Regions from separate parts of the Homo sapiens genome. Here region 1 is linked to region 2. Evidence: read pairs that join two places in POLR2A ChIA-PET (ENCODE). Cell type or tissue: PC-9. All regions are shown on one strand. Each heading gives the region's core, and the rest is flanking DNA. Links, peaks and the distances in the headings are about the cores only.

Region 1 (15,596 bases), core at 4,176-12,175, 120 kb before region 2:
TAAAAAATGATGAGTTCATGTCCTTTGTAGGGACATGGATGAAATTGGAAATCATCATTCTCAGTAAACTATCGCAAGAACAAAAAACCAAACACTGCATATTCTCACTCATAGGTTGGAATTGAACAATGAGATCACATGGACACAGGAAGGGGAATATCACACTCTGGGGACTGTGGTGGGGTGGGGGGAGGGGGGAGGGATAGCATTGGGAGATATACCTAATGCTAGATGACGAGTTAGTGGGTGCAGCGCACCAGCATGGCACATGTATACATATGTAACTAACCTGCACAATGTGCACATGTACCGTAAAACTTAAAGTATAATAAAAAAAAAATTAAAAAAAAGAAAAAAAAAGAGGCATCTGTGATATAACATATTGTGGTATTTAAAATTTGGAATTTCTAATTAAAAAATTACCTGAAAATAAATAAATAAATAAATAAATAAATGGGAAAATTGGGACTCACATAAGCCATGTACCTTGCTTAAGTTCATGCACATGGGAAGTGAGAAAGACCAAGATTTGAACATAGTCCTGTTTGATTCTATAGCCCAAGGTCTTAGTCATGCTACTCTGTGAATGCCTCCCCAAACTCCAGCTCCCTATTCATACAATCTAACACTTTGAAATACTACATAAAGTGCTATCTCAAAATATAAATGGAATCTATTGTAGTTGAAATCAACACACAATTTCTGAAATCTTATTCCATTCAAAACTTCTGGCTGAAATGCATGCAGTTTTGTCATCCAAATGAAAATAAATTTAGAAGAATCCCATCATATGAGCTAGTAGGTGAGACATATGGAAACGTATTTCTTGCTTTGTTAGCTTTGTGGTCTGATAAAAAAATGCATATTCTTTGGATAATGTTTCAGTTCCCTTTGGATAACATTTCAATGTCCAAATGTATCAATTCATCAAAGTTTTAAACAGAACATTTAAGCAAATATTTGTTTATCATGCCAAGAAAAATATGTAACCATGCATTATTTGGAAGTTTTTTAATCAATAGAATTATATTAGATATTTTTTCACCTCTTTCATGTAAAAACTATTATAGTGGTCCAGAAAAATGACAGACGCCTCCAGATTAGGAATAATCTGTGTGAAATAAGTAAAATAAATAAGCTACTTGCCGACTTCATTAGTACTTAGTACATTTTGAATCTAACTAAATATTTTAATTTTGGTAATTTTCCATAACAGTTTGTTTATTTGTTTGAGCTAGAGTCTTGATCTATCATCCAGGCTGAAGTGCAATGATGTAATCTCAACCTCCACACCTCTGCTCCTGGGCTCAAGTGATCCTCCCACCTCAGCCTCACGAGTAGCTGGGACTACAGGCATGCACCACCACACTGGGCTAATTTTATTTTATTTAAAAAAATTTTTTCTGTAGAGACAAGGTCTCACTATATTGCTCAGGTTGGTCTCAAACTCATGGGCTCAAGTGATCCTCCCACCTCAGCCTCCCAAAGTGCTGGGATGATAGGCATAAGCCACTGTGCCTGGCTCATAACAGTTATTTTTAAGGGAAATATATAAATTAGATTAATTTTTAGAAAAATTAAAACACATATACTCTAAATATAGGGAAGAATGATATACAGTGGTCATTTTTAATATTGATTTTCTTAAAGGAAGAATGCATATTTATGTTTACAAAACATGGCTAGAAAATTTTTTAAACTTATAATAATATAAACTGCTATGGCTTTCAGTTAGGAAAAAACAATATTTTTTTCCAAAAATGTATTATATTTAAATGTTTGAGCCTCCTAGAACAGGGTGGTTTAGCTTTCTGAAACATGTATTTTTTCTTAATGATATATTATAAACAATAAGTGTTACAGTGGGTTCAACTCATTTTTGAAAGTCCTAGAAGAGTACAAAATGGAGAGCTACATAAACACCAGGAAAGAAACCAAATTATTCAGAAATAACCACCTTATGTAAAAGCTTCATCCAAATGAGGATTTTTGTGTAATGTAAATAAACCTTTTACTAAAAGTAGACAGTTACCATTATTATTAACACTTTATCCCCAGGAGGTACAATTTTCCCAATTCTAAGTAGTAACACAAAAATGCCCAACAATTGTTCTTCCTAGAAAAAAAAACTGCTGTATTCAATTTGTATTTATTCTATTATTTTGCAAAATCACTGGAATATAAAAAAATACATCATATAAAGTTTCACTCTACATAAAACGAGGTTTCAGAAAGAACTATTTTCCAGCCTGCCAGCTGTTTTTCCTCCTTTATTGTAAGTTAACAGTAGTGATATATCAAGGATATTGAGAATGCACAAATGTATTAAGTCTCCTGCTGCCTTGTCTGTAAGTATCTTATTCATTTGCCAAAAAAAGATGTACTAAAGTTTGTACTTGGCATCTTCCAACTGAAAAGCTGCTTTAAAAGATACAGAAGTTGTTTTCCATTATTCTAATTTCTGCTACTCAATTCTACCTCAACCTGCAACTGACAACCAAAGAAAATAAAACATTCGCTTTTATTTGCTTTCATCAAAAACACCACCAAAAATGAATTTGTTAATGTTAAATTAGTTCTATAACCTTCCATTTAGTTTTAAGTGACTCCTGAAAGAGTTATCCAAGATAAAGAGAAATGTTGACAGAATCTGATGGCACAAGAGGGAACTATCCAGGCAGAAAATCTCACAGCCCCAGCACTGCTTGGTGGTTCAGGAGTAGGAGAGTTAGAGGTGAAAATACACACACCCATGCTCACACGCGCACACACACACACACATTCATGTGCACATGGACACATATACATAGAACATAACATCAAGGAGATTCCCCTCATGTTTGGAATTGCTTTAACAGACACCATGCCACATCAAAATGTGGCTAAATCAGCTGTGTTCAAAAGAGAAGCAGAGAGGCCAATGCCTTTCCTGGAAAAAGTCCAGTGTTGGAAGCCCATTGCAGCTACATCTGAGGTTCACTTGCCCATTCCTGCCAAAAGTGCATGCCTCTTAACCCTTTTGAGTCTATTATTATTATTATTATTATTATTCCATCTCAAAATGAGGTTAATAATAGTCCCAAGACTTCATTTTGTTTTTAGACAGCATCCACTGGATTGCACCTGTAAATGCTGTATAGTCACCTGGGCAGGAACCAGTAGTATGGGCCATTATTAGAGGTATTAAAGGCTCAGAAAATCAGTAGACAGAAGTCAGTACCATACTCAATACAATCTTGATCCCTTGATCAATACCATACAGATTGAAAGCCAAATTAATTTAAAATTAAATCTAGGCAAAACCCCATATCTTAATAAAAGAAGTTCAAACTCTGACAAATAAAACATATTCAAATTGCAACAGCACTAATTGCTTTTCTTTTACTCTGGTTTACTTTAGAAGGTTTTGGTGCTGTCATTCTAATGATTACTACTGTTTTAACCCTCTTAATTAATGTTTTAAGTTTTGTACTTTTATCTTGACAGCAGTTTTATAAAAGGAAACAATTTTGAACAAATAAAAAGTGTTACCTGAGCAGTTCTGCAGCTTAGCCAGCTGCACAGGTGTAATGGAGCACTTGGCACAGTTCCATTTAGCCTCTGGCATTCTGAGAATATTTGTTATGAAGCGCAATCAGGACACACATTTTAATGGATGCAGATGACTGAAGTCCTCTGGCTGGAGACCATCCCTTCATATCTGTACAGCTTCGGTCACCAAAGGCTTCCTCAAGACTTCCCAGGGTACAAAGCCACAAAGTATAAATGTGAGGGTGAGAGGAGGGTTCTGTGCTAGAGCAGAGGCCAGAATGAAAGCTTAGTACAGTGCTGTTTTGGATAATGCCTGGCTTAAAGTGGACACTCATTAAATGCTCAACTGAGGTTAAATCAATTTGCTATGGGGAGAAAACGAGGAAAAGAGGTGGAGAGCAGGGGTTAAAATGCTGAGAACTAACGTATTATGAAATGTCCTGTTATTATTTAATGAGCACTCAGCTGTGTCTCTGATACCACATAACCTAGATCATAACACCTCTGTTAAAGCTGTGTGACTCAACCTGTCTGTTCTTTCATGGAGGTTTATTTTTAATTACTTTTATTTTGTAATTAGGGAGTTTTTCCTACCATAGAAACTGAGATTGACATGCTAATGAGGAGACAATGAAAATCTGATAATTTAAAGTGAAATGAAAATCTCTTCAGGCTAGTAACTGACTTACCAGGGTTTGACACCCTTGTAGTATATGATAAAGGTATAATTTCCAGTTAAGATTTGTGGTCCTCACTGCTGACCTCAGACTTGGTCTTTAAAGAATTTGAAATATGACAAATGAACCTTGACAGAAATACATTTAACAACTAGTTTGCTGACATCCACAGGTAAGGCAGAGAAAACTGCCAGTTCTCAAAAAAACTAATTTGCATCTGGCTCTCACCCTCAGGAGCTGCCTCCAGGGCCCTGTTCACACTCACCCGAAGGAGCCCTGCCGGGTGAGCCCTGCTCCCATGCCTGGGGACCCTGGACCATCTATCTGGAGCCAACACAGTGAGCCAGAGGAGTCGGCTCCTAACTTGTTAAAATGCAGTTTGTAACCACTGAGATAAATATTTACTTCCTTTAACCTTTACTTATGTTAGATGGTTTTACTCAGCAGATGAGGAAAAAATCTGCTTTGTAGAAATATCTGTTAAATTTCTGTTAAATGCCCAAAGTTCAACATTTTGAAATGAAAAGAAATAAACAAACAAACAAAAACACTCTCTACATAATGAACATCTCATCTGTTATTAGTTACAGGATAAAAAAACACTCTCTACATAATGAACATCTCATCTGTTATTAGTTACAGGATTCGCTCTACTTAGGTTTCTCCCTTTCTCACTCTTGAGTGTTTATGAAAGGCCAGTAAGTAATTAGCCTGAATGTCTGCAAAAGGGTATCAAACACAAATTTAGCATTTGAAAGACATAAGCTCCTGTGAAATTCCAAACACAGTATTAATTACTTGTTAAGAGTAATTAATGAAAATGACTACATTTAAATATCTTCAAAGACTTGGAAAAGACTCATTTCAAGTTTCCTTACAAACACAAATCCAAAATATGAACTCGTATTTTATGTTTGATGTCTGCAGTCAACTCTAGATTAAACTTGTTGTGTCAGAGTGACAGAGCTATGGAGTTAGTAAGTGCACAAAAGAAAAATATTTTGGAAAATGTAACTGAGTTAAAATCTCATACCTTATTGCAGTTGTGAATTGTTTAGTATTGAATGATAGCCTTTCCTGATGCCAGCATTTCATGAGCAATTTACGTGTAGTTAAATTTATCTATCAGACAGTTTTCCAAACACATTTTCTTTTTTACCTTCCTCTAAAATCTTGTTATTCAAAGTGTAGCCTCCGGACCAATGGCTTCTGAACTGAGTTTGTTAGAAATGTAGAATCTCAGGCTCCACACCAGACCTTCTCAAACAGACACTACACTTTAACAAACACTCTGAATAATTCCTCCACACACTAGTTTGAGAAGCACTGTTATAAAACACAACTACACAGGTTTCTTGTAAAAGAGAGATGGGTTTTTTAATTTTCAGAACTAATAAAGTCAATTTTTTTTAATTCGAAAACTTTTCCTATTTAAAACAATTCACATAATGAATGTAAAGGATTTTTAACATGGCTCTAAATTTTTCTAGAAATCCCCCTCCATTTTGTTGGAGGTTTGTTATAATAGTCCCAATATGCAATAAACAAGTTACAAGTTACAAACAAAAGGATAATTCTTGATGCCAAATATAATAGTAACAACTAGTTTTGTCTGATGTAATATTACAAATAGGCCACGTTTATTATTCTGCCCTCGTTTATCAAATATTTTGTATCTTGTATGTAGTATTTTCGGAATTTGTGATAATGGAATTATGCTGCAAATCCTCTGACAAAATTATAAAAAGCTTTGTTCAGAACAAGAGTAACCTCTGCTGGATTGTGATTGTCTTTTGAAAATCCAGAACAAAACTGAGAATCTTCTCTGTTTTTACAGAGAAAGAGCAACTGCTTTGTTTACTTGGAGATAATCTGTGTTCATTTTTTGAACTAAACTAAGACTCCTAATGAATAATATGCTGGTGTCCTGAAGAACACATTATCTAAATGATAATGTAACATTTTACTGTCAAATCACGAAATCAGATTTATTTACGCCAATGACATATTTTCTACTTAAATTTAAATATTTTCATGCATCATCTTCAATCTTTTAACAATAAATTAGTTTCAGGAAAAAAAACTAAAAAGAAATAGGGGTCTGAAGGTAAAAAAACTATGTTGATTTATTTGTTTCCATTTTTCAAAAAATTTCCGAAATAGTTAACAATGAAGAATTTTTTTGTAATTTGTAAAAAGGCTTCATTTTTTAAAAAACAACCAAAAATTGTTTACCCCTTGGTAAAAGTACAAAATAATTGTATATTAAAAATAGAATGAGAATCACTAATAGGAGGTCTTCTTGTCTCCATATTGCCCATAAAATAAAATCATTTGATCCTAGAGATGCTTAAATGAGAGTCAATCAGAGGAAAACTACCTTATGCAATCAAAATTGTTAAGCAGTTACCCAAAGTTTAAAGAGCAGCAATATGAAATGCATAATATGCTGTACTTCTAATTTTTACTTTGTAAATTATATGTTCTTGTTGACAGGACAGAAAATTCAACAGGAAAAAAAGTGTAACCACAAGAAAGTATACAGTATATGTAAGAAGAGAAGATGTTCTTCAAAAAAGAAAGCATAGTTTTGATTCTAGTTCTTTCTACTCAAAAACCTTCCACAGCTTACTGTTTCTGATTGAATAAATTCTAAGCTTTTAAGCATGGCTCCAAAGTTTTTCATGACCTTGTCCCAAATCTTACCAGTTACCTCCTACTTGCCATCCTCTCTTTATTCTAACCAAATCAAACCATTTGCTACTTCCCTAATGCAACCTGAGTTTTTCCATTACACACTTCTGCTCACATTGTTTATATGGATTGGGATACTCTCTCCAATACAACCTCACCCTGCCATACTCCCCATTATGACCCCAAACTACCTAGAAAAATCCTACTCTGTCAGTTAGAATGCTTATAAGCTTCTTGTAACAGAATACTCAACTAACTGTGCCTTAAATGATGTAAACATTTATTACCTTACATAGCAATAAGTCTGAGCTAGAAGAAGCATGTGATTTCCATCATTCTGTTTTGCTATCTTTGGGATGTTGACCATTGTCTCTGGGCTTCTTTCCTTATAGTCACACGGTAGCTGCCACTGCTCCAGGCATCATATCCTCACATATCTATATCAAAAGGGAAGGAGACGCTGGGTGCAGTGGTTCATGCCTGTAATCCCAGCACTTTGGGTAAGACGGGTGGCTCACCTGAGGTCAGGAGTTCGAGACCAGTCTGGCCAACATGGTGAAACCCCATGTCTACTAAAAATACAAAATTAGCTGGGCATGGTGGTGCATGCCTGTAATCCCAGCTACTCAGGAGGCAGAGGGAGGAAAATGGCTTGAACCTAGGAGGCAGAGCTTGCAGTGAGCCGAGATTGTGCCATTGCACTCCAGCCTAGGTGACAAGAGTGAAACTCTGTCTCAAAAAAAAAAGAGGGGGGAGGGGAGAGAAGTTCTTCTCATACATCTTTTTTAAAAGAGAAGGAAAATGTTTTCCAGCATGCCTTCAGTAGACCTTTGTTAGGTGCCAATTGAAAGAAACCATCCATGCCCATTCTCTAGCTTCTGAGGAGGCAGGAAATGCAAGCATTGTAGCCTATAAAATGAATAGCCTCTATACTATCCAGAAGGAGGATGGGGGTGGGGTGGGAATAGCTGTTATGCAGGCAGTCAATGGTTGCCTCTAGTCTCTAGTCCTCCAAAGCCCAAATCCAGTAACATTGACTCCATGGAGTCTTCTCTGACTCATCCAAATAAAAATAATCTTTCCTTTGGGTTTTCACAACCCTATGTACCTTTCTATTCACATTTTGCTTTGTATTATAGTTACCTGTGTATTTGCCCCATTTATATTATAAGAATGTACCAATTCTATTCTTATTCATCTTTTGTTCCCCATATGCCCCTATGGCCTTGACCCTTAGAAAGTCTTGAATAAGTATTCTTGAAACCTCACTAATGTGAATCACAGTGAGATAGTTCATTTCAGCTACAGAAGGAAAAACAAAAACAAAACCCCACATAGCCCAAAAGGAAATGTAGGGCTTTCACCACAGTTGCAATTAATAGATACTCTGTTTTTCAATATGCAAACTACATGGTTAAGAGTCAGAAAAAATATATGTAGAGAAGCTGAGTTTATCCTCTCTCCTGACACACACACACACGCACAGACATAAAAGGCATCCTGTAAAGACTAGTCCACTTGTTACTGGAGGACAAAGTGGAGCCTCCCAAGGGCTTATCCTCACAGGATTCTAGACTCAAGCCAATTCATACCAAAAGGATTAGGGCTAACTACTAGGCATAGAGGAGCAATAAGGCTAGAAATCTCCCGAGAAATTTGTGGAACAAAGTTGCCATATCGCTTCTTGATTCAAACCTCCTCTCTTAACATGAAAGAAAAAAACATGTACCTCAACTTCTGCCACTCACGGTTGTACTTAATCCAAATTCATGCATTCAGTCTCCCGTGGAGACTACGGCACTGCCAGAATCTCCAGAAGCCATTGCCAGTAAGAAAGTCCACTTGAGTCAAGCCTCAATCTGGCTTGGAACGCTGCTCAACTCATGGATTGGCCAAAACTAGTCCCATCCAGTCAAGTACCATCGGCTTTCTGCACTCGGTTCTGTTAGCAAAATGCTGGCTGCAAATTGAGTTTCTCAAGCAAAACAAGGACAGTAACAAATTGTCAAATATCCTAAACATCAACATTGCTGGTTGTGTTTAGTTAAATGCCATTTTTTTCCTAACACGAAGTCAAAGAATTGAGTCAGGTTTTCTCAATGCCAAAGCAATTACCTCCAATCAAGGGGTAGATGACACACAGAGAAAAATCCAGCTCAGTGGTTCTTTGTTTTTGATTTGTATTGTTACATCTCTTACCAAAGACTAACACTATGGCAACCCGCACATGCAAAACAGTCAAGTGTAGGAAAAGTCAATCTAAAAATACAGTTTCTATATTATTCTAAAATTAATTGAAAAAAGTTGTTTCTTTGGACTGAATGGTAATTTTGGTTTTATGACCAATAAAGCCACTTAAAATAAGAAGCAGCTGATTTGTATGTGAAGCTGCAGGTTATTTGAAAAATACCTCGATTGCAGTGTACATCAGGTCAGTTTACATAAGCAGCAGAGGAGCCCTTAAAGCTGGGCCTTGGTGAGGACATAGGGATTAGCACTCTGGCAGACACATGAGAAGGGCAGGAATGCTTGTTCTCAGCTTTTCTACCGAGAGGACAACTGTCCAACCAAGATTAAGCTGAAAAGACATGACAAAGTTTTCTTAACTTTAAAAGGAGAACTTCATAACCATTTGATTCATATGATAAATGCAGACCTCAGATCTGATAATTAAGGTCAACACATTCAAAACAAGGCTTGAAATGTCTTACTTATCTACAATGGTGTTACACCAATATTCAAAACTAAGTTTCAGTTTCTGGAAAGCATTTTTGCAAAAATGGATGCAGCCAATAGCATAAAAACGGATCATTTAATGTCACAAAGAAAATCTATGAGCACATCTGGATAGTCAAAGTAAAATAGTGTTACTATTCTTTTAAGGGAAGTGCTTCATTTTTGAGCTATTTTTTTTTCCATTTTAGACTTGTAAATGGCATTCCTATGGTCCTCTTTTCCATATACAATATCTTAACCAGGATTTTCTATTATTTTATTATCATTCTTCACATATGTTAAATGCCATCAAAATGTAGTGATTGTTTATAGTTTAACATCAAAAAATAAAAAAATAAAAACTTTGAATTATTTGGGTCACTTAGCCCATAATCCCATATACCATACATGCAGAAGAGAAACAAGTTATGTATATATACTACCCCTCCCTTTTATTCTCTCACCCCACATCTGGGCAAACTAATAAATCCACAGTTATTCCCATTCCCTACTTCTTACTCCTTCACAACCCCCTCCTACCTTGGCATGAATGGCGGGTAGAGGAGAAGCAGGAGGGAATTCAAACCAAGCAAACCTAGGAACCCTTATCCTGGCCTGACTGTCTACCCACAATAAAAATCAGAGCCACTCTCCTCTCTTTGCTTAAGCCCTTCTATACTAGCTTGGATGTCTGCCCTGCTCTCTCCAAAAAGTCCCATTATACGGGTAATAAATCCTTTCATACCCTCTTGGTGTGTGTGTGTGTATCATTCTCAAACTTAAAATTCAAACCACTTTGGTGGGAGTCATGAGTAGATGATGATCCTGCCATCCACAGGGCAACCAAAAAGCAACTGGTAGACTCAACTGCATTGTCTAGTTGAGGACCACCACCACCTAGGAGTCTTTCTTTTCTTGCTCTTAGCTTGCTCACTATCTTTGATGACAATTATTCATGTCTCTCCTTTACCACTGATACTATTGCCTTAACTAAATTTCCCATAGTTACAGTGCCCATTGACCTAAAATATCCCATAGTGCACATGAATTCTTTGACCTCACAAGTAATAAATCGAAATAAAATTAATTTTTTTTTTTTGAGATGGAGTCTCACTCTGTCACCCAGGCTGGAGTGTGGTGGCGCAATCTCGGCTGACTGCAAGCTCCGCCTCCCGGGTTCACGCCATTCTCCTGCCTCAGCCTCCCAAGAAGCTGGGACTACAGGCACCCGCCACCAGGCCCAGCTAATTTTTTGTATTTTTAGTGGTGATGGGGTTTCACCGTGTTAGCCAAGATGGTCTCGATCTCCTGAACTCGTGATCTGCCCACCTCGGTCTCCCAAATAAAATTAAGTTTTTGGCACTTAAAATTGGCTTACCAAAATGGGACTCCATGGACCTTTCCTCACAGCTAAATTAGTTAGTATAGTCCAACATAGATTAAACCAAGACCATGGACCTTCTCTCACAGCTAAAATAGTTAAAAAGTCCAATATAGATTAAACCAAGACCTACAGGAATTAAAACCCACCATCTAAGACTTCCAAAAGGAAGGCGCCATCATTCCTGCTATTTTCCCTTTTAATTGCCCAGTTTGGCCAACGCTCAAACTTGATAACAATGAATGGCATCTAACAGCAGATTATCACAACCTTAATGGCACGGTGCCTCAATTAAGGCTCTCATACCTGATATTATTGAAATTATTGACTCTATCCAATCAGTAACTGAAAAATGCTTTCCTATTATACATGTGGCAAATATGTTCTATTAAGTTTCTATTTCAACAGCCTCTCAGTTCCAATTTGCCTTCACCTTCAAAGGGACACAATACAACTTTACCTGACTGTCCATGAGGTATCTCAATAACCCTGCCCTCCTACACAATCTCTGCTGCCATGATCTTCATCACATCCACCTTCTTCCAGGAACACAGATATGATATTACGTTGATGGCATCCTCCTCTTCAAAGATTCATTTGACATACTCATTCAAAAAATACAAATACTCACAAAAAGAAATGGGCATTGCCCAACAAAAAGTACAAGGCCCTGCCATATCAGTTAAATTACTGGGAATTATTTTGTCAGTCAAGGACTACTCCAGCTCTGATACTATCAGAAAACAATTAGTGGCCCTCTCTTAACACCTGCAATGTTAAGATAAGCAAACAATCTTTTAGGACTTTTTAGGCTTCTGAAGGCAAATATTCCTTACTTACAAATTTTACTTAAGTTCACTTATGCTGCTACTTGCAAACTGGCCCATGATATAGTTTGGCTCTGTCCTCACCCAAATCTCATCTTGAATTGTAGTTCCCATAATTCCCACGTGTTGTGGGAGGGACCTGGTGGGAGATCATCGAATCATGGGGGTGGTGACCCCCATGCAGCTGTTCTCATGATAGTAAGTGAGTTCTCATGAGATCTGATGGTTTTATAAGGGGTTTTTCTCTCTTTTGTTCGGCACGTCTCCTTGCTGCCGCCACGTTTAGAGGATGTTTTTGCTTCTCCTTCTGCCATGATTATAAGTTTCCTGAGGCCTTCCCAGCCATGCTGAACTGTGAGTCAATTAAACCTCTTTCCTTTGTAAATTACCCAGTCTTGGGTATGTCTTTATTAGCAGTGTGAGAACAGACTAATACAGTAAATTTGTACCAGGTAGTGCAGTGCTACTGTAAAGATACCCACAAATGTGGAAGTGACTTTGGAACTGGGTAACAGGCAGAGGTTGGAACAATTTGGAGGGCTCAGAAGAAGACAGGAAAATGTGTCTCTTTCCAGAGACTTAGAGGGCTCAGAAGACAGGGACATCTGAGAAAGTCTGGAACCTCCTAGAGACTTGTTGAATGGCTTTGACCAAAATGCTGATAGTGATATGAACAATAAAGTCCAGGCTGAGGTGGTCTCAGATGGAGATGAGGAACTTGTTGGGAATTGGAGTAAAGGCCACTCTTGCTATGAAAGGCCACTCTTGCTATGCAAAGAGACGGGTGGCATTTTTTCCCCTGCCCTACAGATCTGTGGAACTTTGAACTTGAGAGAGATGATTTAGGGTATCTGGTAGAAGAAATTTCTAAGCAGCAAAGCATTCAAGAGGAAGCAGAGCATAAAAGTTAGAAGAATTTGCAGTTTGACAATGAAATTGAAAAGAAAAACCCATTTTCTGGGAAGAAATTCAAGTCTGCTGCAGAAACTTGCATAAGTAATGAGGAGACAAATGCTATTCACCAAGACAAAGGGGAAAATGTCTCCAGGGGATGTCAGAGACCTTCCCAGCAGCCCCTCCCATCACAGGCCCAGAGGCAGAGGAGGGAAAAATGGTTTCCTGGGCCAGGTCCAAGGCCCCCCTGCTGTGTGCAGCCTCAGACTTGGTGCCCTGTGTCCCAGCTGCTCCAGCTGTGGCTAAAAGTGGCCAAGGTACAGTTCAGGTTGTGGCTTTGGAGGTTGCAAGCCCTAAGCCTTGGCAGCTTCCATGTGGTGTTGGTCCTGAGGGTGCATAGAATTGAGGTTTGGGAACCTCCACCTAGATTTCAGAGGATGTAGGGAAATGCCTGGATATCTAGGCAGAGGTGTGCTGCAGGGGTGGAGCCCTTATGGAGAACCTCTGCTAGGGCAGTGCAGAAAGGAAATGTGGGGTTGGAGCCTCCACACAGATTCACCACTGGGCACTGCCTAGTGAAGCTGTGAGAAGAGGGCCACCATCCTTGAAACCCTGGAATGGTAGATCCACCAACAGCTTGCATCATGTGCCTGGAAAAGCCACAGATACTCAACACCAGCCAAAAAAGCAGCAAGGGAGGGTGCTATACCCTGAAAAGCCACAGGGGTGGAGCTGCCCGGGACCGTGGGAGCCCACCTCTTGCATCAGCATGACCTGGATGTGAGACATGGAGTCAAAGGAGATCATTTTAGAACTCTAAGGTTTAATGACTGCCCTACTGGATTTTGGACTTGCATGGGGCCTGTAGCCCCTTCGTTTTGGCCAATTTCTCCCATTTGGAATTACCCAATGCGTGTACCCCAATTGTATCTGGCTTGCTTTTGATTTCATAGGCTCATAGGCAGAAGGGACTTGCCTTATCTCAGATGAGACTTTGGACTTGGACTTTTGGGTTGATGTTGGAATGAGTTAAGACTCTGGGGACTGTTGGGAAGGCATGGTTGTGTTTTGAAATGTAAGGACATGAGATTTGGGAGTGGCTGAGGCAGAATGATATGGTTTGGCTGTGTCCCCACTCAGATCTCATCTTGAATTGTAGTTCCCATAATTCCCACATGTTGTGGGAGGGACGTGTTCTTGTGATAGTGAGTGAGGTCTCATGAGATCTGATGGTTGGTTGGTTGGTTGGTTTTTGAGACAGAGTCTCACTCTGTTGCCCAGGCTAGAGTGCAGTGGCACAATATCAGCCCACTGCAATATCCACCTCCCGGGTTCAAGCAATTCTTCTGCTTCAGCCTCCTAAGTAGCTTGGACTACAGGCATGTGCCACCACACCTGGCTAATTTTTGTATTTTTAGTAGAGATGGGGTTTCACCATACTGGCCAGGCTGGAATCTGATGGTTTTATAAGAGGCTTTTCCCCCTTTAACTCAGCTCTTCTCCTGGTTGCTGCCATGTGAAGAAGGACGTTTTTGCATCCCCTTTCGCCATGATTCTAAGTTTCCTGAGGCCTCCCCAGTCATGCTGAACTGTGAGTCAATTAAACCTCTTTCCTTTATAAATTACCCAGTCTCGGGTACGTCTTTATTAGCAATATGAGAATGGGCTAATATAGCCCACCTTGAATGAGGTCTCCTTTAACTAAATGCTCTAGAATCTGTTCAAATTACACACAATAAGCACTCTCCTTAATATACCCCAGAGATTCCCTCACTGTAGAGGTTTTAGCAACCTCCTCTCATGCCTCCTGGGGTCTCTGGATCACCTGTAAGTTGCCCACAGGCTTTTGATACAGGAAGCTGCCCTCCTCAGTCCCATGCCACACACCATTTGAACATCAACTGCTGGTTGCACATTGGGCCTTTCTGGAGACAAATACCCTCATGGCCCCTAAGCCTGTGATCCTATGTACCCAGCTGCCTCTTATGCCTTGGATCATTGACACAGCACTCTGCACAATCAGCACAGTTAGTTATAGAGGCCTCTGGACAAAAATGGAAATAGTACTTATAGACCAGAAGCAAACTTAGGCCTCCTGGCATATCCAACCTACAGGAGGAAGTGGTTTCTCCTGTCCTCAGCCCCTTGCCAAAGGTAATGGTGCTGTAGGCCACCCTTCTTCCAGGCCCACTGGCCACCTGGAGAGTCTCTTGGGATCAACTGAGTAATCAGAAAAGGGATTTCATATGCAAGGTCACCATAAAATGTAATGATGCCCTCTAGTGAGCTGCTGCTATTCATTCCCTAACCAGGACATCCCTGATCAAGGATGGGACTCAAGAGCCAGCACAACCAACCAAACTTCATGCAGTCATCTTAGCACTACATGATGTTTAACCAACAACTGGTCCAGTATGTCTATTTGTATACATTATTGGGGCATTACTAATTATCTAGTCAGTTAGTCTGATCTGTAGCAATAATAGCAATTCCTTATCCAAGGTCACCCCACTTTGGGCTAAAAACAAAATCTCTGGGAATTTTTTGCCTTACAGATAGCCAAAATATAAACAAATGTCACACATCAGCCCACACTAAAACTAAACGAAAAGGCCTCACCAAGACACTTCTTATCCCCTTCAGAGTTCCAGAAATTATTGATGATGACCAAGGCCTGCATTTCACTTCTTAAAATACACACCATGGACTTTTGAAGAAGACATGCAATGGAACTCTCACCTCTCTTACTGACCTCATGCTGCAAGTCTCATAGAGTACAATAATGGTTTATTTAAACAAGTTCAAAATCAATTAAATCAGCCCTGGCACATTTCAGTCATCAATCAAACATCAGTGGTGAATTGTAATAGAGTCTGA
Region 2 (15,596 bases), core at 4,919-12,918:
CTCTCTAGGGGTGCCAAGTTTATTATGGGTTAGAAACTGAACAGGCTTAAGTGGTCCATTTCTAAAATGTAATCATTGAATTTTCATATAATTTTATGAAGGCAATTTAATTATTTTATAATTACATAACCAGAACATAATACGATGTAAAGTCATGATGAATACACTGTCTTGTCTTAAGTATGGCAAAAAACCTTAATCAAATCATATACAGAGATTCAATTAAAGTAATACATAATCTGTTTTGGCATCTCTCTTTCTTTCCTTTCTGAGTAGGCATTAACCCAGAGTTTTCCTGGGAATATGGTTTTTTTAATAAGCCTTCCTTTTATTTATTCTGGCTTTCTAGTAACCTGTAAGACTATTTTGTGTTGCTCTTAAGTAGCATAATGAGACCCAACAGTAAGACACGAGAGTAGCTCTACATGAGAGGACCCTCCTCTTGGAATCTGTCCGCTCACGTTTGGCCTCTGCTCTTGTCAATGTCGTGCAGATAGAGCAGGCATAGATGTTGGAGGTTGGGGTTTATTCTCTGCCCCACTTAAAAACAAACAAGCAAATATGTCTGTGATGTCCAAAACCTATTAATGGAATCTAGATTTCTTATTAAAGTTTCATTAGTTTTATGGATATAATTAAGAGACGAAAGGACATTCCATCTTATAAGATAAACTCAAATGCTGCCGAGAGCTCTAAGGGACTAATGACCTCTCATATTAGAGTTCTTCTTATTTTTAAAGAAATTTTTTATGCTTCAGCTACTAAAGAGACAGTGACTAATAGGGATGAGCATAAATAGATATTTGTATCTTTATGGTTTAGAATTCAGGTCTGTAGAAGCAATATAACTATATGTTCAACAATAGGGGCAGAATAATTCCTGTGTGTTAGGGACAGGGGTGAGAGGTACATTGACAGGAACTGGCAAGGACAGATATTATGGGTTCCATCAGGAAAGAGACATGAGCCTGCTTGGACATCACACCTCTACAAGGAGAAAACTCAGTGTGGAAATGTTAGTGCTGCTGACAAACTGGGCACTAGGGCTGTGGTATGGGGAATCTGATTGAACTGTCTGAGCTTAACATAGGTAGTGGGGAGAAACTAGACTGCTAGCAGATAGTAGCAGATAGTCCTCTGAGGGAAGATGTATGTAAAGGCTTGAATAGGAGCTGGACCAGAAGATTCCATAACCTTATATAGTGTCAATGGCAGAACAGCAGAGGACTAGCAGTGACAAATGGGTCACAAGACATCAAAGAAAAATGCAGCAGCTGCGACTGTAGACTAAAAAATCAAAGATGTTCTCTACTCAGAATGTAGCCACCCTCAGCACTGAGGGTCCTGGTATAGTGGAGGAAGTATTTCAATGATAAATAAGACTTGTACTCTAATGGGATATATATAAATAAATAGAGAAGTATATAGCTAGTTCTATACATATATATTTATCTTTTTATATTTACGTATAAAGACATTTATACATATAAAATACTAGTTATAGAAAATTTAAAATATGGCCAGGCACGGTGGCTCACATCTGTAATCCCAGCACTTTGGGAGGCCGAGGCGGGAGGATCACCTTAGGTCAGAAGTTCAAGACCAGCGTGGTCAACATGATGAAAATCCATCTCTACTAAAAATACGAAAATTAGCCAGGCATGATGGCACATGGTAGCCTCTCAGCTACTAGGGAGGCTGAGGCAGGAGAATCACTTGAACCAAGGAGGTGGAGGTTGCAGTGAGTCGAGATTGCACCACTGCACTCCAGCTTGGGCAACAGAGCAAGACTCTGTCTCAAAAAAAAAAAAAAGAAAAAGAAAAAGAAAAAGAAAAAGAAAAAAGGAGTTCCAGACCAGCCTGGCCAACATGGTGAAATGCCATCTCTACCAAAAATACAAAAATTAGCCAGGCATGGTGGCATGTGCCTGTAATCCCATGTATTCAAGAGGCTGAGGGAGGAGAATCCCTTGAACCCAGGAGGCGGAGGTTGCAGTGAGCCAAGATTGTACCACTGCTCTCCAGCCTAGGTGATAGAGTGAGACTCCATCTCAAAAAAAAAAGAAAAAAAGAAAAGAAAATATAAAATATTTATACATTCTACATTTAATATATATTTTTCAAGTAAAGGCTTTATTTTCATATAGAAACCAAGGACTACAGAACAGCCTCCAGATTCAAAACTTCTGTTTCAGTAATCCTTGGTTTGCATATTAGGTAGGAAAGATTCTAGGAGTGCTAGATCTTTACAAGAAAACTTCTTAATATCATCCTTTACTTCCACCTTCATAATCCCATACATACTATATACAGTTTTAGGTCTATATTAAACTGTTCAAAGAGGACGGGCCCAGTGGTTCATGTCTGTAATCCCAGCACTTTGGGAGGCTGAGGCAGGTGGATCACCTAAGGTCAGGAGTTCGACACCAGCCTGACCAACATGGTGAAACCCCTTCTCTACTAAAAATATAAAAATTAGCCAGGCATGGTGGCGTGTGCCTGTAATCCCAGCTACTCAGGAGGCTGAGGCAGGAGAATTGCTTAAATCCAGGAGGCAGAGGTTGCAGTGAGCCGAGATCATGCCGCTGCACTCCAGCCAGGCCCACAGAGCCAGACTCTGTCTCAAAAAATAAATTAAATAAATAAATAAATAAATAAATAAGCCTGGGCGCAATGGCTTACACCTGTAATCCCAGCACTTTGGAAGGCCGAGGCGGGGGGATCACCTGAAGTCAGGGGTTCAAGACCAGCCTGGCCAACATGATCAAACCTTATCTCTACTAAAAATACAAAAATTAGCCAGTCACTGTGGTGGGCACCTGTAATCCCAGCTACTCAGGAGGCTCAGGCAGGAGAATCACTTGAACCCGGGAGGTGGAAGTTGCGGTGAGCCCAGATCGCGCCAGTACATTCCAGCCTGGGTGACAGAGTGAGACTCCATCTCAAAAATAAATAAATAAAATAAATAAAGTGGTCAAAGAAAGGGAAAAATGAAAAAGGTATATTAATAAAGAGTTACTCAAAATCATGTTAGATGAAATGTGTTAGTCTTAAAAAATAGTTTTTGGCCAGGCATGGTGGCTCACGCCTGTAATTCCAACACTTTGGGAGGCCTGGGTGGGTGGATCACGAGGTCAGGAGTTCTAGGCCAGCTTGGCCAAGATGGTGAAACCCCGTCTCTACTAAAAATAGAAAAATTAGCCAGGCGCGGTTGTGGGCGCCTGTAATCCTAGCTACTCAGGAGGCTGAAGCAGGATAATTGCTTGAACCCGGGAGGCGGAGTTTCCAGTGAGCCGAGATCACACCACTGCACTCTAGCCTGGATGACACAGCGAGACTCCATCTCAAAAAAAAGAAGAAAAAAAGAATAATTTTTAAAGTAGGATGCAATCAGAACTTTTATACATATATAAAATTAACACGTCAAAGATTTTATATAGCTTTGTAATTAATGAGGGAAGCAGTAACATGCTACAACTGATTCATAGATAGGAGAATTAAAAATATCACATATATAATAAGCAATGAGGAAACAAATCTATAAACAAATGCAAAAGCCGTTGGTGTGAGGCAGCCAATAGTGAAGGTGGCTACATGGGTTGCCATGGGGACAGGGCTGTTTCCAGGGAGGCTGTGATGGGGTAACAAGTGCATGACAATGGGAGTTACTCTCAGCAAAGAATGTACAGCAAAGGCAAGAGTAACAGCAGCATTAACCCATGTGACAGCCACACCTTGGTGAAGTTAGCACTTTACATATATGAATATCTGCTCCATGTAGGAGTTCAGAGATCATCCCGAACATTTTTATCAGAGATAAGATGGGGGAAAAAATTGGGAGAACCACCAGGATTCTTACATTCCTGGTGTTGTGTATTTTGGGATCTCTATTTGGCAGCTCCAGAGCCAAAGGAAACATGTGAACACTCAAGTGTAACAAAAAACTTCCATGATTATCTTTTTATATCACCTTGGTACCCTGGAGGTCCAAGGTTCCCATTGAAGATACCTAAAGAGGCACTTGGAAGTATCCTAGGAAGTCAGCCATTACTCCCCAGTGGAATCCAACTTGACAACAAGGACATTTAAGTATGGGTGGGCCAATTTCTCCAAGAGGAATGGTGCCCTGAGGGCCACAGTCTGATCCTTGGTTGTCAGTACAGAATGATGAAGGTGCAATGAGATGCCCAGTGAATGCTTTAGGTGGCTCTGGAATGCCTAGAATGAACATGGGTCTGGAGGGTGGCAGATCTTGGCCAAACCCAACAAATGCCAATTCAGTACCATACTCCTCAACATCTCCTGGGAATTACATAGGCCCTCCAGGAGGTGAGGTCCACAGGAACACCCGTCATGTCTAGTCTAGCAGATTTAATCAACCCTGGAGATATGAATGAATGCAGTATGTTGTAGACCTAACAGACCTAATTTTCCAGTGGAATCTGGGTCAGATGGTACCATGGATGGAGTAGGAGGAGGAATGGAGTCACATCACATGAATGGCTTTTAGGCTCAGGAGATATGGACGGTATTTCTAAGAATTCTCCTGATAAAATGAGCCTGAGTAATCAACTGGGCTCAGGGATAATTGCAAAACTGGGGGAAATTTTTAAAATCCTTTTCAGGGAGTTACTCCTCTCGCATAACAGTGAGTGTGTGATCCATTACCAAGTACCCTCATGTAAACCACAGTGAACTAGCCCATCACAGAACTATCATAAAGGAAAATTATTTATCACAGCGTACATTTAAACAAAGGAATCTGTCCGGGCGTGGTGGCTTACACCTGTAATCCCAGCACTTTGGGAGGCCAAAGTGGGTGAATCACTTGAGGTCAGGAGTTTGAGACCAGCCTGGCCAACATGGCAAAATCCTGTCTCTACTAAAAATATAAAAATTATCCAGGCATTGTGGCACATGCCTGTAATCCCAGCTACTCAGGAGGCTGAGGCAGGAGAATCGCTTGAACCTGGGTGGCTGAGGTGGGAGGATTACTTGAGTCTAGGAGTTCAGGACCAGCCTGGGCAACAAAGTGAGATCGTGTCTACTACCAGCTAGTCAGGAGGCTGAGGAACAAAAATTGCTTGAACTGGAAGGCGGAGATTGCAACGAGCCAAGATCACACCACTGCACTCCAGCCTTGGTGACAGAGTGACACTCTGTCCCCCACCCCAAAAGAAAAGAAAAGGTACAAAGTGGCATATTAAAGTTGACTTAAACTGAACTGCAAATAATTATGTTTGTATGTATATGTGTGGGAAGAAGAATGTACTGTATCTGTGTGTGTTATATGGACATATACACAAACATACATTGACCCTCAGGACATTGTAAAATATTATCACATAACATCTTAGGTAGAAATAAGTAGGGATATTTATTCCATCCTTTATTCACATTAACATTTTAATTACTAAAAGTTGCTTCTGCATCCTCCCTGAACTATTGTGTGCTATCTATGTCCCTGCTTTATGCAAGTTCATTCGTCCGTTCTTTCTTTTCTTTTCTTTCTTTCTTTCTTTCTTTCTTTCTTTCTTTCTTTCTTTCTTTCTTTCTTTCTTTCCTTCTCTTTCTTTCTTTCTTTCTTTCTTTCTTTCTCTTTCTTTCTTTCTTTCTCTTTCTTTCTTTCTTTTTCTTCCTTCCTTCCTTCCTTCCTTCCTTTCTTCCTTCCTTCTTTTTTTTTTTCGACAGAGTCTCACTCTGTCACCTAGGCTGAAGTGCAGTGGGACAATCTGGGCACACTACAATCTTCACCTCCTGGGTTCAAGTGATTCTCTTTCCTCAACCTCCCAAGTAGCTGGGACTACAGGCATGGGCCACCATGCCCAGCTGTAAGTTATTTCTTAAGGTGAACTCAGATGTTATGTTTTTGTAAGTGTCTGCAATCATGGACAGGAATAAAATCACTTAGTTGAGAGTTTATATTAAAAAAAGTAAATAAATACAAAACTTGCTTATTACAGAAATGGAAATAAAGAAATCAGTTGTGTTTCCACCTGACAAAATTAATTTGCATGTTTGTGAATATGAGCTTGTTTGCACTGCTATCCATTATCTACAATTTGCAGAGTTGTAAAATATCTCAAAGACAATGAAAGGTGCAATGATCCCAGCTAAACCACCTAATTTTCTACTGAAGTCATCAGTAATCTTTTTGATGCATTTCAAAGTCTTTTATAGTTTTTCTCTACATTAGCAATCATGGAAAAAGTAGATTCCTTTCAGATGCTCCTATTTATCCCTCAGTTCTTTCACAAATAACTCCACTAGAAGCTTTCAATTAGCCGGGTGTGGTGGCAGGCACCTGTAATCCCAGCTACTTGGAAGTTTGAGGCAGGAGAATCCCTTGAACTTAGGAGGTAGACATTCCAGTGAGCTGAGGTTGCACCATTGCACTCCAGCCTGGGCAACAAGAGGGAAACTCCGTCTCAAAAAAAAAAAAAAAAAAAAAAAAGAAGAAGCTTTCCCTGATCCTTTCAACTGATTGTAATCTCTCTCTTTTTGTAGCTCCACAATCCCATTGTCTCTTTTATGACAGTGTCTCACTTTACTATCAGTGATACTTATGTATCTACCTTATTCTCCATACTAGATTTTAAATTGCTTTTCTTGAATCCTCTGCATTAGCTAACAGTGTCTACATATATAATATGCTCAATAGATATGTGTAATTGCATTTAATGTAATTCTTATATGCATTCAACTAGTCTTAATCAGCTTTGCTTATTATAGGTAGAGATAGCACCCTCCTGCAAAGTAAGATCTGAGGAGTGATCTTTATCTGAAACAGGTCTTAGTCAATTTAGGAAGCTTATTTTACCAAAGTTAAGAACACAGGCCCATGACACAGCTTCAGGAGGTCCTGATGACATGTGCCCAAGGTTGTTGGGGCACAGCTTGGTTTTGTACATTTTACAGAGATTACAATATGTAAGATGTACATTGGTTCTGTGTGGAAAGGCAGAATAACTCAAAGCGGGGAGGGGGCTTCCAGTTCATAGGTAGGAAAGAGACAAAGGGTTGCATTCTTTTGAGTTTCTGATTAGCCTTTCCAATGGAGGCAATCAGATATGCATTTATCTCAGTGAGCAGAGAGATGACTGAGTCCTCTCTGTCCTTTCTCTACAAGGAAATTTCTTGTGAGAGAGGTATGTAGCTTTTTATCTTAGTAGCTATCTTTTTTAGGAATAGAATGGGAGGCAGGTTTGCCCTAAGCAGTTCCCAGCTTGACTTTTTCCTTTGGCTTAGTGATTTGGCGAGGAGTGGGTGGGGGTGGAGGGTGTCCCAAAATTTATTTTCCTTTCACAGACTCATATTCCACAGCATTAATACAAATCAAAGAACTCCAGACAATGCTTGCTTTAGATCTGGCCTGTTCCCAAATCTCTCTCTCTTGAACTATGAGTGCCTGAAAACATTTCCAGTACTAGATTTACTAATGAATTTAGTGAATTAAGGCATCATCACTAAAAGGCAATTATGGTGCCTCACTACCCATTAGCTGCTATTAATAGAGCAGTATGGAGCAGTTTACCAGTTTGATAGGTCTCAAAAGAATGGTAAAGAAAAGGAAGTGAGTTTTTTTCCTTTCCTTTAAATAGGAAATGAGGAAGTAGAACACTTGTAGTTGGGGATGTGTTGGGTCTACATTTAATAAAGATAAACAGAAGTCCTTCATGGTCATCCTTATGAGAAGATTTTACTGGTATTTTCTCTAGTGCAATTAGAAGTTTAGAAAAAGATTTCCATGAAAAGTGTGAATAAAATATTTTAAAACCCTTTTAATGGATGCCTCTTATTTTTTGAAATACAGTTTAGATCGTGATCATCAGCTAATATTTATGGGTTGGCATTACATTGAAATATTTATGTTACTGGATGTGGAAACAGATTGGAGAAGTTTAAAACACTGTCTTTAAAACTGGCAATGATTGCTGTGGGACCCAGAAACAGTTGGCATCCTTGCATAAAAGACACTCGATGCCAATTACTTATGCACTAAATGGGTCTAGAATTCCAGATTAAATTGTCTGCAGTTTTGATTCAATTAGCTTTTGATTCAGTGCCTATGTCTTTAATGACAAAGCTATTCCAGGAAAAGTTGAGCCCTGGAAAAGTTTTATCTAGCTAAGATCCCCCTGAAGGGAGGATGTGAGTCACACTGCACTTACATTGGCAAATAAAACCGTAGTGCATGTCTGCTCCCTGTGGATTTTAATTTGCAGCAACAATAAACTTCAAGTAATGGGTCTTAGGTTAAGTGGTTGAATATCAAATTCAAGTCACAACTAGAAGGTCTTGTCTTAAAAAAGGTGAGGTAAATGTCATAGGCCAAATGGTCTCAGAGGCCTTGTAGAAATGCCTCCCCTCTCACATTGAGATAGCTTGATTTTTCCTCCACCCCAGATATTGTCATGTGAGTCTTTTCACTTTAATTAGTTCTTTTTTTTTTTTTTGAGACAGAATCTTGCTCTGTTGCCCAGGTTGGAGTGCAGTGGTGCAATCTCAGTTCACTGCAACCTCCACCCACTGGGTTCAAGCGATTCTCATGCCTCAGCCTCCTGAGCAGCTGGGATTACAGGTGTCCACAACCATGCCTAGCTGATTTGTGTATTTTTAGTACAGACAGAGTTGCACCATGTTGGCCAGGCTGGTCTCGAACTCCTGACCTCAAGTGATTTGCCCACCTTGGCCTCCCAAAGTGCTGGGATTACAGGCGTGAGCCACTAAGCCTTGCCAACATTTTTTTCATCTATATTTTTATCCACTCTCCCCACTAACACTTGTGTTTTGAAACAAATCCCAAGTAATATAATTTTATCTGTAATATTTCAGTAAATATCTCCCAAACTTAAAAAGTCTTTTTGTTTGTTTGTTTGTTTGTTTTTAAATAACTGAAATGCCATTATCCCAATGTCACACTTTGGGTTCCTCCAGAAGCTGAAACAAAGACAAAAATTTAAGTGCAAGTCATCTGAGAGAGGGAAACATCAGTGGGGAAGTGGAGGGAGTGAGACAGAAAAAGGAAGGTTCTAAGTAAGACTTTCGCAGATGGCTGAATCTGAGTTGGGCAAGCATTACCTCCTCAGCACTTGCAGAAAGCCACAGGGGCAGGCCAACAAGACTTCAGGAGGCAAAGTCTTCAGGCAAAGAAATGCAGTTGTTGGCTGCTAAATTCAGGGTAGCATGCCCTGAAGTGGTAAGGGTGAGAGACTGTGGAGCCCAGGGCCAACAGCTTCTCTTACACAGGCTTAAAAACAGTAAACAGCCTGGGCGCAGTGGCTCACGACTGTAATCCCAGTACTTTGGGAGGCCAAGGTGGGTGGATCACGTGAGGTCAGGAGTTCGAGACCACCCTGGCCAACATGGTGAAAACCCATGTCTACTAAAAATACAAAAAATTAGCCGGGTGTGGTGGTGTGTGCCTGTAATCCCAGCTACTTGGGAGGCTGAGATAGGATAATTGCTTGAACCCTGGAGGCAGAGGTTGCAGTGAGCCGTGATGGCACTCTTGCACTCCAACCTGGGCAACAGAGCAAGACTCTGTCTAAAAAAATAAAATAAAATAAAATAAAAACAATAAACAAGTAACAAGCCAGTGTTCAAATTATTGCTAGTATGTCATACTATTTGATTTTACAGCTTATGTGTCCAAATCATTATCCAAGTAAGGTCCATTTATTGTAACTGATTTACCATCATATGCTGTATAACAACATTTTGGTCAAAGACAGCACATAATACAACAGTGGTCCCAAAAGATTATAATCCATATTTTTACTGTACTTTTTCTATGTTTAGTTATGTTTCCTCACACAAATAAGTACCATTGGGTTACAATTGCTGACACTATTCAGTACAGTAACATACTGTACAAGTTTGTAATCAAGGAACAATAGGCTAACCCACATGGCCTAGGTGTGTAGTAGGCTATACCATCTAGGTTTGTGTAAGGATACTCTATTATGTGGGCACAATGACAAAATTGTCTAACAACACATCTCTCAGAATGTGTCTCCATTGTTAAGTGATGCATGACTGTACATGTTTTTTAAGTCTCTTTTTCTTTCCATTTTTTTATTTAGAAATTTTGAAGCATACAACAAACTTAGAAGAATATTATTGTGAACAAATATGTTTATCGAGATTAAACCATTAACATTTTAAATATATTTGCCTTATCACATATCTACCCATTTGTTCATCCCTTTATGCATTTCAGAGTAAATTGCAGATATTGATCATTTATCCCTAAATACTTTTACCCTGAAACACTTCAGTATAAAAATCATTACTAAGGTTTATATTGTTTATTTATTTATTTTTTTGAGACGGAGTCTCACTCTGTCGCCCAGGCTGGAGTGCAGTGGCATGATCTTGGCTCACTGCAACCTCCACATCCTGGGTTCAAGTGATTCTCCTGACTCAGCTTCCCAAGTAGCTGCGACTACAGGTGTGTGCCACCACGCCCGGCTAATTTTCTGTATTTTTTTCTTTTTTTTTTTTTAATTTTTTGTATTTTTAGTAGAGACAGGGTTTCACCACGTTAGCCAGGATGGTCTCCATCTTCTGACCTCGTGATCTGCCCGCCTCGGCCTTTCAAAATGCTGGGATTACAGGCATGAGCCACTGCGCCCAGCCCATTTTTTCCTTTTGAGGTAAAATTTGCAACAACGAAATGCACAAATTTTAACTGTATATTTGTGGAGTTACGATAAATGCATGTACCCTATGTAACCTACACCTCCATCAAGATATGGAATATTTCTACAACCTCAGAGAGTTTCCTCATTCTCCTTTTCAGTCAATCCCTACCCTCAACTTCTCAAAGGCAACTTTTTTTTAACCTAATGTTGTTCACAATGTTCTCTTACTTTATTTTATTTTATTTTTTGTTCTAATGTCTGTGGTATCTGTGGTGATAACTACTTTTTCATTCCTGATATTGGCAATTGGTGCTCTTGTTGGGAACAAATTTCCTGTGGGTTCCTTCATGTTTCTGCAGGTCCTGTGAGTAGAGGCACTGACAGCCTTTGTTCTGAGTTATCTTTTAAAGATGTTTGTATTGCAAATCACTTGGTAAATAGTGACAGTGGAGCCCTCTAGAGCAGGGACAGGTTTTTATTTTTTTTTATTTTTTTTTATTTTAACTCTCTGGTACAATAAAGATAATTTCTACCTCAGGGGTAAAAGTCAGTCAGGTTTTCTTGCAGTCTACTATAAAGGATTAAGTTACTAAGCCTGGGTTTCCTTAACTGAGATGCCAACCCACTACATTTATAACACCTATAACACCTACCTGGGCCACTCTGTGTCTTTCTCATAGGACTTGAGGGTCTAAAAGAACTAATGCAAATGTGAAGCTCATGCTGCTTGCTGGCTGTGAGTGGTAAAGTGCTAGTCTCTGGCTTAGGAATCTCATTTAGCAGGCCAGATTCCGTGAAACTCTGGCAGATTAACTTGTTAGCTTTAACAGGAGGGTACAATCTCAGACTCTTGAAATTCTTGATGTTTGTCTTCCTTCCTTCCTTCTCTCTCTCTCTCTCTTTCTTTCTTTTTCTTTCTTTCTAGATGGAGTTTCACTCTTGTTGCCTAGGCTGGAGTGCAATGGTGAGGTCTCGGCTCACTGCAACCTCCACCTCCCAGGTACATGCAGTGATTCTTCTGCCTTAGCCTCCCAAGTAGCTGAGATTACAGGCACCTGCCACCATGCGCGGGTAATTTTTTTGTATTTTTAGTAGAGACGGGGTTTCACCATGTTGGCCAGGCTAGTCTCGAACTCCTGACCTCAGGTGATCCGCCCACCTCAGCCTCTTTGTAATCCCCTGTTGGGATTACAGGCATGAGCCACTGCGCTCAGCCTTTTTTTTTTTTTTTTTTTTAAATAACTAATTCTAGCAAGGAGTTTATCAATTTTGCTGATCTTTTCAAAGAACAATTTTCAGCTTTGCTAATTTTTTCTATTACTTTCCTATATTTTAGTTAATTGATTTCTGTTGTTATCTTTATTTCCTCCCACTTACTTCGGGATTTACTTTGCTCTTTTTTTCCCTAGCTTATTTATGTGGAACTTTTGGTCATTGATTTTTAGACATCTCTTCTTCACCAACATAAGCATTTAAAGCTATATATTTCTGAATAGGCATTGCTTTGGATGCATCATACAAATTTTGATATGTTGTATTTTTATTCATTCAGTGTGAAATACTATCTAACTTCCTATGTGATTTCTTCTTTGACCAATGGATTATTTTAAATATCTTGTTTATTTACACATATTTGAAGTTTCCCTAGATCTTAGTTTTATTGATCTCTAATGTAGTTCCATTGTGATCAGAGAACATACTCTGTATGATTGCAATTTTTAAAAATTTATTAAGACATTTTAAGATCCACTATATGGTCTATCTTGCTGAACATACCACATGCACTTGAAAACAAAATGTATTCTGGAGTTGTTGGATGTGGTGCTTTATAAACATCAATGAGGTTGTATCAGTCAGAGATCACCAGAGAAACAGAACCAGTAGGATGTGTAGATGAGAGAGAGGGAGGGAGAGAGAGAGAGAGAAAGAGAGAGCGAGAGGTTTATTATAAATAATTGGCACATGTAATTGTGGAGGCTGATAAGTCTGAGCTCTGCAGTCAGCAGGCTGGAGATCTAGGAGAGCAAATGGCATAGTTCCAGTCCTGGTCCAAAGGCCCAAGAAGTAGAAGAGCTGATGTTGTAGTATCAGAATGAAAGCCAGCAGGCTCAAGACCCAAGAAAAGCCCATGTTTAAGTCTAAGCCTGAAAGCAGGAAAAAACCTGATGTCCCAGCTCTAAAGCAATCAAGAAGGAGGAGTTCCCTTTTGTTCTATTCAGGTCTTCTACTGATTGGATGGGGCTCATTCACATTAAAGAAGGCAGTCTATTTTACTCAGCCTACCAATGCAAATGTTACTTGAACCCAGAAATACCCGCACAGACACACACAGAATAACATTTGACCAAATGTCTGGACACTCTGTGGCCTAGTCAAGTTGACACATAACATTAACCATCACAGAAGTCAAGGTGGTTTATAGTATTGTTCAAAACACCTATGAATTTCTTGATTTTTTTTTGTTTAACTGTTCTATCTATTGCTGAGAGCAGAGTGTTAAAATCTCCTGCTGAGATCATGAAATTGTCTATTTCTCCTTTTAGCTCAGTTGATTTTCACTTCATGTATTTGGAAGTTCTGTTATCAGGAATGTGAATCTTTATGATTAGGTATATACAAATTATTCTTTTTTTTTTCTTTTACTACATCTGTAGCAAAACTGCATACACATTATTTCTTCTGAAGAATTGACCCTTCTTTTTCTTTTTTTTTTTTTTTTTTTGAGACAGAGTCTGGCTCTGCCACCCAGGCTGGAGTGCAGTGGCACCATCTCGGTTTACTGCAACTCCGCTTCCTGGGTTCAAGCGATTCTCTTGCCTCAGCTTCCCGAGTAGCTGAGACTACAGGCACGTGCTACCACGCCCAGCTAATTTTTGTATTTTTAGTAGAGACAGGGTTTCACCATGTTGGCCAGGATGGTCTCAATCTCCTGACCTTGTGATCTGCCTGCCTCAGCTTCCCAAAGTGCTGGGATTACAGGCATGAGCCACTGCACCCTGCTGAGAACTGACCCTTTTATTATTATCAAATAGCCCTCTATCTCTGGCAACAATTTTTTAATTTTATTTAATTAATTAATTAATTTACTTATCTTTATTTATTTATTTATTTATTTAGAGACAGAGTTTCGCTCTTGTTGCCCAGGCTGGAGTGCAATGGCGCAATCTCGGCTCACCACAACCTCTGCCTCCCGGGTTCAAGTGATTCTTCCGCCTCAGCCTCCTGAGTAGCTGGGATTATAGGCATGCACCACCATGCCTAGCTAATTTTGTATTTTTAGTAGAGACAGGGTTTCTCCGTGTTGGTCAGGCTGGTCTTGAACTCCCAACCTCAGGTGATCCACCCACCTCAGCCTCCCAAAGCGCTGGGATTACAGGCGTGAGCCACCACGCCCAGCTACTGGCAACAATTTTTGTCTCAAATCTGCTTTTCTGCTATTATAATAGCCACTCCAGCTTTATTGTGCTTATATCTTTTTCCATGCATTTCTTTTCTATTCTTTTTTTGAGACGGAGTCTTGCTCTGTTGTCCAGGCTGGAGTGTGATCTTGGCTCACTGCAACCTCCACCTCCCAGGCTCAAGCAATTCTCATGCTTCAGCCTCCTGAGTAGCTGGGATTATAGGAGTGTGTCGCCACACCCAGCTAATTTTTTGTATTTTGTTTTATTTTATTTTTTGAGATGGAGTGCACCACCACACCCAGCTAATTTTTTGTATTTTGTTTCATTTTATTTTATTTTTTTGAGATGGAGTGCCATGGCACAATCTTGGCTCACTACAACCTCCGTGGGCCTCTGCCTCCTGAGTAGCTGAATTACAGGCACCTGCCACCATGCCAGGCTAATTTTTTTGTATTTTTAGTAGCAACGGGATTTCACCATGTTGGCTGGGATGGTCTTGACCTCCTGACCTCAGGTGATCTGCCTGCCTCGGCCTCCCATCCCTGGGATTACAAGCGTGAGCCGCTTTTCCCCGACTCTGCATCCTGTTTTATCAGCAGGTTCTTCCTGTATCTTGTGCCAGTCTCCTATCTCATCCTGTGACTATTCTTGCCTAACCTTCTGGGGATGCAGCCCAACAGATCTCAGCCTCATTTTACCCAGCCCCTATTCAAGATGGAGTCACTATGGTTCAAATACCTCTGACATCCCCCTACACCAGTCAGAAGTTCAGACCTCCGGAACTCCTGACTGATTGGCTTCAAGTTGGGGTTCCCATGACTCCCTCTTTGAGTTCTATTAATTTGCTGGAGTGGCTCAAAGAACTCAGGAAATAATTATATTTACTGTTTTTTTGTTTTGTTTTTGTTTTTGTTTTTGTTTTTTGAGACAGAGTTTTGCTCTTGTTGCCCAGGCTGGAGAGCAATGGCATGATCTCTGCTCATTGCAACCTCTGCCTCCCGGATTCAAGCGATTCTCCTGCCTCAGCCTCCCGAGTAGCTGGGATTACAGGCTTTTGCCACCATGCCTGGCTAATTTTGTATTTTTAGTAGAGACGGAGTTTCTCCATGGTGGTGAGGCTGGTCTCGAACTCCCGACATCAGGTGATCCGCCTGCCTCGGCCTCCCAAAGTGCTGGGATTACAGACGTGAGCCACTGCGCCTGGCCTACTGGTTTATTAAAAAGGATATTGCAAAGGATACAGATGAAGAGACGCGTAGGGTGAGGTATGAGGGAAGGGACGTGGAGTTTCCATGCCCTCCCTGTGTGTGCCACCCTCCAGGAATTTCCATGTGTTCACCTATCTGGAAGCTCATGAACTCTGTCCTCTTGGATTTTTATGGAAGCTTCAGGACATCAGCATTCCTTCCCGCAGGGTATAGGGTGGGACTCTCTCGTGGGAGGGTCTTAAGACCCAGAGTCAGAAAGGTGCGGAAACTATGGAAGAAGGGCAGGAGAAGGTCAGAGGCCTGTTCCTGAGGTCTAACATACCCAACTTTATAACAAATGA

Evidence for each region. ChIA-PET counts read pairs that join two places held together with the same protein. Peaks named below come from ENCODE experiments on the same cell type or tissue, not always from the same donor. Only the 100,000 strongest peaks of a DNase experiment are listed, where the experiment ranks them.
Region 1: POLR2A ChIA-PET joins it to region 2 with 12 read pairs; 4 of 35 experiments call an interaction of 5 or more read pairs at or near these places.

Annotation. Positions count from the first base shown.
Region 1 is chr6:82,374,164-82,389,759 of GRCh38, reverse strand. No RefSeq gene overlaps it. Among named protein-coding and RNA genes, the nearest start is that of TPBG, 18 kb to the right of the region's middle. RefSeq lists an enhancer at 8,428-8,477. In PC-9, for the core only: no CTCF peak of the experiment used is centred there; no DNase peak of the experiment used is centred there; H3K27ac peaks cover 1,456 bases.
Region 2 is chr6:82,253,060-82,268,655 of GRCh38, reverse strand. It overlaps the pseudogene LOC100132659. Among named protein-coding and RNA genes, the nearest start is that of IBTK, 13 kb to the right of the region's middle. RefSeq lists a silencer at 3,450-3,744. In PC-9, for the core only: a CTCF peak has its summit at 11,096; a DNase peak (open chromatin) is centred at 8,155; H3K27ac peaks cover 529 bases.